2 separate regions of the Homo sapiens genome follow, and region 1 is linked to region 2. The links are chromatin loops, found by intact Hi-C in ENCODE. Cell type or tissue: PC-3. All regions are shown on one strand. Links, peaks and the distances in the headings refer to the core of each region. The heading gives the core; the rest is flanking DNA. Region 1 overlaps SKAP2 (src kinase associated phosphoprotein 2). Region 2 holds the start of HOXA3 (homeobox A3).

Region 1 (5,379 bases), core at 160-5,159, 300 kb before region 2:
TTAAATCTCAGGATGGGAGATTATCTAGAGTAGAAGGGAAGGATTTGTGAGGGAAGTAAGGAAGGATGATACACATCTGTGTGCCTTAGAGAAATTAATAACCGACTTATTAGATATGAATAAATCTGAATTAACTCTTTTTATTTAAGAACTCTCTACCTGGTCCTTTTTACCCCCCCAATAGTGACATCAAAATGATACTTAACTGTCATTTAAAATACATATATGCATATATGTAAATAAAATAAGGGTGTAAAGGTAGAAAGGAGGAAAAAGGTTATGTTCACAATGTGACCCTACATTGACTAGAGAGAGAGACAAGAGGGAAGAGAAAGGACGGGAAAGCAGCCAAAAGGACTTCTGCCCAGACCTTCTTGGATAAAGATAATCCAAAACCTCAAAGGGAAAATGTAAGGTGGAGAAAAGGCAGCACCACCAAAACGTACTTAGAATTGAATTTACTCAATGTAGAGACCTGAAAATAAATTCCTATTTTTAAAAAAGATGTACTATATATTGAATAATTACTTTGCAACTATTAGGTCTGTACCCTTTACTATGCCTAACAAAGTACAGGAATAGTCTTTTTAGAACAAAGCTGAATATACTTTGAGTACACAATGGCATAAAAGTACTCAGCTCATATTTCTCCAAGGTATACATCTAATTCATCTACAGGCTTACTTCTGAACAGGCACTCTTTGTGATTAGTTAACTCAATACAGCAGTATTGAACTACAAATGACTTATTCAGAGGAAAATGATTATGAGCAATCTCTAAATTCTATGCTATTTGAACTCCATTTTATGCTCATTTTTCAATTTCTATCAAATACCATATAAATTTCCATTCTCTTTAGAGACAAAGAATGTATCTCAGTAATGTAATTTTAATATCCACACACCTGAACGAATTCTAAAACAAAATACCAAAGGGAAAGCTTCCCAACTATTACTGATCCATATGCAATTACACAATTACTTCATATCATGCTTTTTTAGCTTAAAAATTTTAAATGTACAAATAATTAAGCCACAAAGCACAATGCAAGTTCGATAATCACTGGAAATAATATGCCTTTTAAGAGAGGCAGAATCTGATATCTAATATTCTTCCATAAAGTATACTACATAATAAAAGTTATCGTAATTAAAATGCATAAATTCATTTATACATTCGTCTAAACAAAATGTAGCATAATTAAACCCATAGTTTAGGATTTCTTGTAGAGCACAAAAAAAACTGGGTACTTACAGGGAATAGTTTCCTGCTCATTTCTTTATTTAAGTGTTAAAAATCTTAATATGAAAAAAAAATCTCTTCTCATTCCCTTCAATCATACCAATCTTGATGATCTAATGGGAAAATAAACTGTGACTTCCTTTTAATTGATTTTAGGTTTGTCTGGTTAAGTTCTTTGTTTATTGAAACTGTTACCACCTTCTCACTTACCAGTTGGCACAAATATGATTTACTCTGGGATCTGCTAGCTTCAGTTAGAAGATGCCATACTGTGTGTCTTCCTCAAACCCAGAACCTAGCTCCATGGAGGTTAACTAACCTCATATTGTAACCCTCACACCAGCATCCACAAGCTGTACATCATAACCTATGAATAAGTATCATGGAAGTAAGGGCCACACCCAGTTTCCCCTAAAGAATTGAATATATAAAGTAGTAGGAAGTTCCTATACCTTTCCTGATCTGGTTTTCAGTCTGCTAAGCAGCTGTCTCTCAAATCTAGAGGGAGACAATCAGGTTATCAGCATTCTCACATATTTCAAAAAAAAATGAAACTGAATTCCCTTCTTTAAAAAATGTCTATGGCCCCTATGTATTCATATCAAAATAACCACAAGGAAAATAAAAACTTTCACTTGAAAAAGATTTTATTGTTTGTTCTCAAACAAAAATTTACACTGTTTTCAAAATATCCTTCAAAAACATTACCTGTGAGCACTCAGCCACAGGACCTTCTCCCACCACCACTATAAAATAATCTCTGCAGTGTTAAATGGCAGTGGGTTAGTATCTCACCTCTGCTTCACCAAGTTATTCCACGTGTAATTGCACGTTTTTACCTTTCCTAACAAATTTCTGCCACAATGTACTCTAAGAAACACAAAACCTAAGAATGTTAAATGCCTAAGATTTCCGCATCAGAAGACTGTGCAGAGTAAATTCTGGATATACTTTTTAATTTTCTTCTCAGCAGGGGGAGCTAGCACTCTCATCTTGAAGGTCTAAGTACACATTACGGAAATCTAAATTTTAATTCCAACTATCAAATTTCAGTATGTGTTAGATTATCCTATTGAAAATTTCCACAGAGGAAAAAAATTTTCAAGTTTGCCAAACATGAAAACTTACCTTTGTCTTGAAATTCCTGAAGATAGCTACAAAACAAAGAACATATTTTTAAATGAGGTTGAAAAATCAAAACAAGGTCTAATCAGTAACAATAATTAAAATCCAAAATCTATATTAAAAATACACACCTAGATATACATTAGAAAAAAACTAATTCCTGTCCTGAAATGACAATTCCAAAATGCTTAAAAATTTTAAATAAAATAATTTTTAAGGATCTAAGTACAGTAGTAAAATGAGGATATATCTTTAATACTTATGACATGTAAATATATTACATTTATTCATTTAAAGTAGTAACAAAAGAATTCTCTTTCTTCAGTGTCAGGTATTTTCTGTATATTAAAGTCCTCAATCCACCTTTGTCTTATCATTTAAACCAAATATACCCTCAGATAATCAAAATAAACAGCTGAACTCTGCTAGAATGCTCAGAAAAATACATAATCAAGAAGGGTACTATGATAAGCATATCTGTGTTTAAAAACTATATAGTGGAAATATATTTTTTGCCCTTCAAAAATACTTAACATCAGTTAAACTGGAACATGAAAAATTTAACTCCATAATAATCGATTTCTTATTAAAATGTTAGTTACAAAACTGCTTCTATGTAAGAAATCAGTAAACAAAAGGTAAGTGACTTACATAGACTTTACATCTTTTATCTTCTTAATAAGGGATTCTCTCTTTTCCTTTGCTTTCTTGGATAAATTTTCTCCTTTCAGTATATCTGCTACAAATGTTTCAACATCTAAACCATGCAATATAAGAAACAGGATACAAATTATAAGAAATAAAGGTTTTGTGAAGATAAATAGGACAATGATTGTTTCTACATATAAGTGTTAATACCTGTACAATTTGTTATAGTTATTTATCATTCCAAAGCATAACAGTTGAAGTGTGTTTCAAATACTAAGTTGAACAAATCTGATCACCACTTAGCTAATAAAATTTGTAAGTTCTACTTATGCTTACCACAGCAAATACTATTTGGATGTTTGGCATCATTAAACAAGGAAGAAGCACACACCAAGTTTTAATAAACTATGGTGCCCCATAAAACAAATTCTTTATATGGAAGCAAGCACCAAGCTTTTAAGCATGTGTTAATATCATTTTCTAGTATTTTGTAAGTTCCTGTGTGAAAATGTCATTCATATTATTATGTCAATACAAGCTAATGTCTCTGGCAAGGGTCTGTTTTCCCTAGTATAATCAATTTTCAGGTATATCCAACATGTAATGCTTTAAAGGAAAAAGTAAATCCACTTTTCTAGCCAAGATTCCCAAATCAAGCCCTCCTTCTTCCTACCTACACACTCATTCTGACTACCCTCAAATAAAAAAGATAACCAGCTGTGTAGTTTTGTGAGCTCTTGCTTCTTGCCTTGGTATTACCACCTGAAATATTTCTTAAGGAAGAAGTACAAACATAAGTTCTTCCACTATATAAAAATATAGTCACCAAGAAACAAGATTTCTGTGGCTTCATGTAACATTCCCTCATAGCCTCTTTTTTTAATTTTAGTAAACTTCTAAATTACGGTGCTGTCTGGGTCTCTCTAGTGTAAAATTCCAACAAGTCCTTACAGGTTTAATTTTTATACTAGTTCCATTCTTATTATTCATGAAATACTGTGCAATTTTAATTTTATTTTCAGAATTTCACACCTCATTTTGAAATATCTAATATGGAGGATATCATTAAAGATGTTTAAGTAGGCATGGCTATAAATCATTGATTATTTCATATGGAAGGGATTTGTGTTTTACTTTCTTTTTCCTTAACTACTTTGTATAGCATCAAAACAATATTACGTATAAATAGTTCAAAGTAGTATAATAATCTAATAATCTTTCAACTGTACTTACAATTAACCATTTAAAACCTAGTATATGTGATAGAATGTTTGTAATTCTTGATTACAAAAGTATCTTGATCCAATGAGGAAAGCCAATTAAACTTTTATACATTCATAATAAATGTGTACAGGTAATTTTTCACTAAGTCAATATGACAAGTAAAATAATTAAGAATACTGTAATAATTTAAAAAAAATAGCTTATGGTTTGAAGTCTATTAACGACTAATGTGTTAAAAATTTAAGTATCAAAATGAAATGAAAGCAAATGTCACAGCTTCTCTTTCCTTGAGTTATATTAACAACTGATGTATTAAAAAATAAGTATCAAAATGAAATGAAAGCAAATGTCACAGCTTCCCTTTCCTTGAGTTATATTAACAACTAATGTGTTAAAAAAAAGTATGAAAATGAAATGAAAGCAAATGTCACAGCTTCTCTTTCTTTGAGTTATATTTTGATGTGGGGGACATAGAGACATAATCTAGTACCAGTGCAAATTAGACACAGACTTCTAAAGTGAATTCAAAATAACAAAACTTATGAAGAAGCATGTTGCTCTAAAAGCTTTAAATTTTGTGCCCAGAACAGCAAGCAACCTTTGGATATTTCGATATTAGCTGAAATGGAAAAGATCACTGGCTCCCCTGAGATCATTACAGTAACTTTTGCAAGAAAGTGGAATAAGGGAAGAAGCAACATCCCTACTGCTGATTCGTCTTCCAACCAGACTCAATAGGAAGAATCACTGGCCCAATGACTGGGGAATAGTCTGCTTAATGTTATTTTCACTCAATGTTTGCCTTTGATTTCCTCTTCCATGAGTATTTAATTGCCTATTTTATATTTTCATTATACAATCCAAGTTTAAACAAACAATCTATTTTCTATCACTGGAAGTAATAACAATGAATTGCCCCCAAGAGTTTTTTTCTTTAAAAGGTCATTTCAGTTTTATAAAAATTCAGAAAAAAAAAAAAAAGGCTGCAATAAACACTCTACATAGTGCCCTCTAACGCCCCCAAACATGTTTTTAAAATACTGATCCATGTTACTATTTTATGACAAAGTTTTTTTTGAAAGAGTGTGGGACTGTAGGAAGAATCGGTATTTTTCAAGGATGCCAGAAATTCAGAGATT
Region 2 (5,341 bases), core at 342-5,341:
GGCCTGGGCCTTGCAGCCCAGAGCTGAAGGATCACCTCGAGCTGACCAGGACTCAGCCAAACGTAGGTTCTTCCCACCCATTCCCTCCTCCCACATACACATCCTGTTTGAGTCCCAAGGGGCTCAATGGCCCGCGCCTGCCTGGTGTCAAAGCACTCCTTCCAGCTGGGCGTCCCCATCCCACCTTTGAACCCAGGGAATTGAAAGGCCAGAAACCACTGGTTTCAACAAGAAAGGACCGACAGAGCAGTGGCCGTGAGACTGGGCTCCTAAGACAGCCGAGGGACCTGCTCCCCTGCCTAGCGCCTGGGGACTCAGCATCCACTGCGAGAACCGCTCAGAGCTGAGGCAGATAAAAATCCAGATGTGGAATCTCTCTGTCCACATTCCAGAGGCACAGAAGACGCAGAGGCCCTGGCCAAGCTGGGCACAGAGGGCAGCTCTGCAGGGCCCAAGGCCGCGGGATAATTGATGGGCTCGGTTTCCGGGGCGCCCGACAACCGGCACTGTCCTGGGGCCGCCCTCTTTACTGCCCTTCCTGGGACCGCAGGGAGGGCTGCCGCCCCTCAGTCGCTCCGGAACCGGGAATAGTCTCACCGGCTCCAGAAATCCTGAATTGCTTTCACTGCTGTCCCAGGCCTGGCGGTCCCCAGACAGGACATTAAAAGCCTGTCCTGAGCTGCTCACTCTTGCCTGAGAGGTGTGCCTTCGAGATAGTTGACTTTTACAACACATGGATCAATCTCGTTTTGTAAAATGTGATAGCAGCCCAATGGCATTTTTACAACTGTGTTTGTTGGGCTTGTAAAACCCCTTGAATTAGCTTTAAAATCCTCAATTCTGTGGAGGTTGAAGAAAGACTATTTACGTGATTTGGATGGATTTCTGGAGACTGTTTACAAGATCTGTAAAACCCTGGCCAATGCAGGCTCACCCGGTTCAGGACTTAGTGGGGAGGTGGCAATTGGCAGTGTTCCAGTAGGAATCTAGTAATGACTTAGTCTCTTCCTTGCTTTTCAATTTTTTTCCTGAACTCTCCTCCCACAAAGGGAAAAAATTGGGAAAGGACTGGCCTAAGGTCGACCTCCGAAGAGCCCAAGAGGCACTCCTGGAAGGCGGCTGCTAGCCCGGCAACGGGGGCTACCCCTGGAAGCCGGATGCCTGTTCCCCAGTCGATCCGTCCTGGAAAGGGTTTACTTTGCATATAAAGCAGGGCCTCGAATGAGAGGATAGAATTGGGCATTTCCCACACATTACTTCAGGGAAAGAATTCAATAGGTGAAAATGAAAACTCGAGTCAAAAAATTAAAAGGGACTTTTAAAAATAGCTGTTTGAAGAAAAACATGTTTGTGTTATTTTTTTCTTAAACAAAATTATCAGACAACAGTGATTTTAAGCAAGTTATTATTTAAAATGAAAACAACCGTTTGGAGATGACAATCAATGTTTACATTTATGATTTCCTTTTCATTCCGCCATGTCCCACATAGTGGTGGGTCAGTGTCAATTTACTATTATTATTATTTGTCATGCCTTGACCAGGATTCTCGATCTAATTATTGTTCCAGCTAACAAGAGAATTTGATTTCTCAGCTAAGAACCAGAAAACATTATATTTCTAGCTTCTATAGGCACTAAGATGGAAAAACATATATTACATTGGAATCTTTACATGTTAGCCAAGGCTAGTGCATATCATTTCTCCAACCAGATATTCTCTCTCTCTCTCTCTCTCTAGAGAGAGAGGGCTATTCCGGCAAGAATAGGCACCCCAGACCCTCCAAAGGGCCTCTCCTGCGATGGTGAGAATGGCCACCCCAGGGCTCTCTCTCCTCCCTGCCAAAGCCACGCAGAAAGCGACTTACCTTTCAGTTTCTCTCCAAGGGGGGCAGGACGGCGAGCTGGGCCCCACTGTCTGCCCTTGCCCTGGGCTGCCCATTGAACAGCTCCACCTCTGCCAGCCTGGAGGGTGGTCTGGGAGTATGTAGGTGTGGGACCTTGAAGGCCACCTCGGTCCAGCCAGCTCGCTAGCCCAGACCAGAGCCCAAAGCACACAGGTGCGGCCTCTGCCCTTCACAGCCCTCTCCTGGAGCCAAAGCCGTCCTTCTTTGCCATAGCCAATCCTCCTCAGAGCAGCCAGGCCTACAGGCCTCAGGACTACAGGTAGTCTCTCCGATTGCAGAATCCCAAAGCCAGAGTGTTCCCTGAACCAGCGTGCGCCCCCAGAACGCCTTGGGACGCGCAGTTTGGACAGAAGCAGCCATGACGTGCCAGGCGGCCTGTGCAACCAGTCTCCATGGTGCTGGAGTGGGGGTGGGGGAGGACCCGAGTCTATAACGGCGTCCAGCTCCGGTCAGGGGTAGCCGAGGCGGGGAGATTTCCCGGCCATATAGGCTCTGGGTGATCGCCCCCCAGGTCCCCTTGCGTCCCCCTCTACCCTGCTTGCTGGGAAATCTCTGAGGGGCCAGTACAGCAGTCGCGCCAGGCTGCAAGAGGCGGGCTGCAGCTGGCGCCGGTCCCGGCGACGGCCACGGCGTGGCAGCAGCGAGCGCCAGCACGGTCGCAATAAATAATCGGCCCGCGGCAGCCGCAGTCAGGAAGGCGGCGGACCTAGGATGCAAATGCGCCGCTTTATCCGCCCCGAGCGCACGCAGAGCACGGGCTAACGTCCTAAACATCCACAGCCCCTTCCTATTTATCGAATCCATACCAAGATATTGTCTCAAGTTGGGGAAACAACAACCCAAACAAAAAACAAACAAAAAGAACCTCGGACTCTTTTCTTGTCGCTGTCCGAGGAGTTCTCGGGGCAAATCTGGTCTGATGTGCACTTAGGCCGAGCTACAGTTCGAGCCACCGCGCTACGCAAAGCCACCGCCAGCAGCACGCTCTGCGCTTCCTCCCGGGCAGCTCCACCATCCTCTCCCCGCTCGCGGAAGGTGGGGAGTGCGGTCGCCAGTCCGTTGCGCCAAGGTGGATTGGGGGGTCCCCCTATCGCCCAGACTCGGTTTGCGTCCTTCCTTCAACCTTAGCTGCGGGACCCTGCCACGCGCGCTAACAGCATTATGTCCTCTGCACCGAAACTTCCCACCAAGTAACACCCAATTAATCCCATCCTCTCCTCCAACACAGAATTCCACCCACGCACCTATTCCCCCTCCCAGCGCTTCAGACACCTCTCTCATCGAAAAACCGGGCGAAGGGAAGCCGGCAACGAGCGGAGAACTCTGGCTGAATTAGTAAGTTTTTCTGTTTCCCCCTTCTACCTTTCTCTCTGAAACCAATTCCCACGGAGTAGAAAGTGCTGTGCTGATGCTAATAAAATGCCTGTGGATTAATGCACTTTGCCCTCACCTCTTCCCACCTTCCCAGGTCAAGGATGGTCTCCTCTTGTTGGGGAATCCAACAAAACCAAATAGGGCCATGAATGAAAACACAAAAATCCAAACCCAAAGGGCTGGCGGGGAACACAGTGTGCCGGGCCACTTCCTTTTGGGCTTCACGGGGTCGCTAGGGAAGGGGAGAGAGACGACCCAAGGGATGCTGCCCTGTGCCTTGGCGCTGTGCCACGGAGGGCCGAAGGAAGGCGGGCACTTACTGCCAAGGCGAGCCAGGGAGGGGAGAGAAAGGGAGTGGTGTGTGTGTGTGTGTGCGTGCGCGCGTGTGTGCCTGTGTGTGTGACGTGTGTGGGCTGTAGTGTGTGATGGGGGCAAGTGTGAATGGGTGAGTATGGGTAAGGGGGAGTATGCCCCTCTTAAAGCCTCCCTGGGTGCCCTCTCCCACCGCTACCGCCGCCGGCTGTCGCCTCACCACCTTTGCTCCTATCTCCTCCCCACATGTCTCACCTTCAGACGGTGGCTCCCAGAAGCTCCTGCCCCTCTGACAGCTGTCGCTTGGGCAGCCCGAGAGAAGAATTGTCCTCTTTCCTGGTGCCAGAGGACGCAGGAAATTAGCCAGGTTGCGAGTTGCAAAGCTGCTGCCGCGGCGCCGGGAACGGAGCGCGCCCAATCTCCAGCGGGAGCCGCCAGGCCTGGCCTGGCCGGGGCTTCCCTTCGCTCGCCATCTCCGGACAAAGCACAGCCGAGCCCGGCTGGAAGGCAGAGCTCCGAAGCAGGCAGGACGGAGCGGAGCAAAAGAATGCGGCTCTATTCTCGCAAGGGAAATTATAAAAAAGTTCATGTTCACGGTTCTCATCCACATGACCGACAGCGGCCAATGGAAGGGCCGAACAACTCATAAAGTTGTATTGCAAAGTTGTAAATTTTCATAAACAACAACGGATTTATGACCCTTTCCCCATCACTGAGAGGAGGCAGCTCTTACACCGGCGCCATCTTACCACCGAGGCCGCCCCGACTTGGGGCCTCAGGTTTTACAGACCCTTTTGGGCCAGGTTTTACTAAAAGAGCCATAAGAAGCGGGCCCAGCCCAGGCAGGAGACTGGAGACGAGGTCTTGCAGGCGGAACTCAGGATGCTCTGAGCTGCCCGCACAACCCCTGGACCTTCACCCCTCGCCCCTTCCCCGCATCCAGCTGCCCCAGCCCCTGCCCAGGCTGCGTAGCCTAGCGGGGGTCTGCGGTCCTAGCCCCTCCCCGCGCCACCTACTGCAGTGCCGGACCCTGGGGCCCCCTCGCCTGGTCTGCAGGCGGGGTGGGGACCTTAAATCCCATTTCCTAGCCTGGGGCTGGGTTCAGGGCGCATGCGAATCCGGAATCAGCTCTGGGTAATGCCCCTTTCCAAGCCCACTGCTCAGCCTTAGAGGAAAGTGTGGATTTGAAATTTCCTCATGGAATTGATGGAGGTTTTTAGGTAGATTCATAGAATATAACGTATCTACCAAAGATTCCGTTTTCAAGGGATCTAGAAGATGTTAGTGCACACGCAAAAACCAGACAAACGTCTCTACACGGATAAAGGCACATATACAATTATGCACACAGGGAAGGGCATACACTCTATTGTGGGCACAGAATGACATGCAATTATGGACACACAAAAACACATGCACCCAATTATGGACACCAAAATATATACAATTGTGGAATTAGGTAAAAACACACACACAGAAATACATACACAGAAAAATAAGCACATACTCATACAAATACACACATAAAAATACATTAAAAAGATACATGACACCAATACATGGGTACCCAACACTTGGACCATCACAAGGACAGCCACCCCACTTTTGCTTCCCCACTGCCCCCTGCCCTCCAGCCATACTCACCTCCCCTTTCCCAGTCCCCTCTGGATAAGGCAGTCCACATTTTTCTTTGTCACCACGCATCTTTATTTTCGGTTACATAAAACACAGCTGGGCTGGGAAGTGTGCC

The links. Hi-C counts contacts between places; a loop is a spot of excess contacts. Peaks named below come from ENCODE experiments on the same cell type or tissue, not always from the same donor. Only the 100,000 strongest peaks of a DNase experiment are listed, where the experiment ranks them.
Region 1: it touches region 2 in a loop (5-fold over the local background); 57 of 110 quality-filtered maps call a loop at or near these places.

Annotation. Positions count from the first base shown.
Region 1 is chr7:26,851,766-26,857,144 of GRCh38, forward strand. It overlaps SKAP2 (src kinase associated phosphoprotein 2), which reads right to left. Exons shown (of 13, transcript NM_003930.5): 2 at 3,020-3,125; 3 at 2,372-2,397. The region is part of intron 2 of LOC124901606 (a long non-coding RNA gene); the gene reads left to right. Among named protein-coding and RNA genes, the nearest start is that of SKAP2, 10 kb to the right of the region's middle. In PC-3, for the core only: a CTCF peak has its summit at 2,218 (motif pointing right); a DNase peak (open chromatin) is centred at 2,206.
Region 2 is chr7:27,148,442-27,153,782 of GRCh38, forward strand. It overlaps HOXA3 (homeobox A3), which reads right to left and starts at 4,142. Exons shown (of 6, transcript NM_153631.3): 1 at 3,847-4,142. HOXA7 (homeobox A7) reads right to left here. Exons shown (of 2, transcript NM_006896.4): 2 at 5,275-5,341. It overlaps HOXA-AS3 (HOXA cluster antisense RNA 3), which reads left to right. Exons shown (of 3, transcript NR_038832.1): 2 at 3,134-3,240; 3 at 3,853-5,341. In PC-3, for the core only: CTCF peaks have their summits at 2,520 and 2,722; DNase peaks (open chromatin) are centred at 860, 2,290, 2,590, 2,850 and 2 weaker places; H3K4me3 peaks cover 4,468 bases; H3K27ac peaks cover 4,501 bases.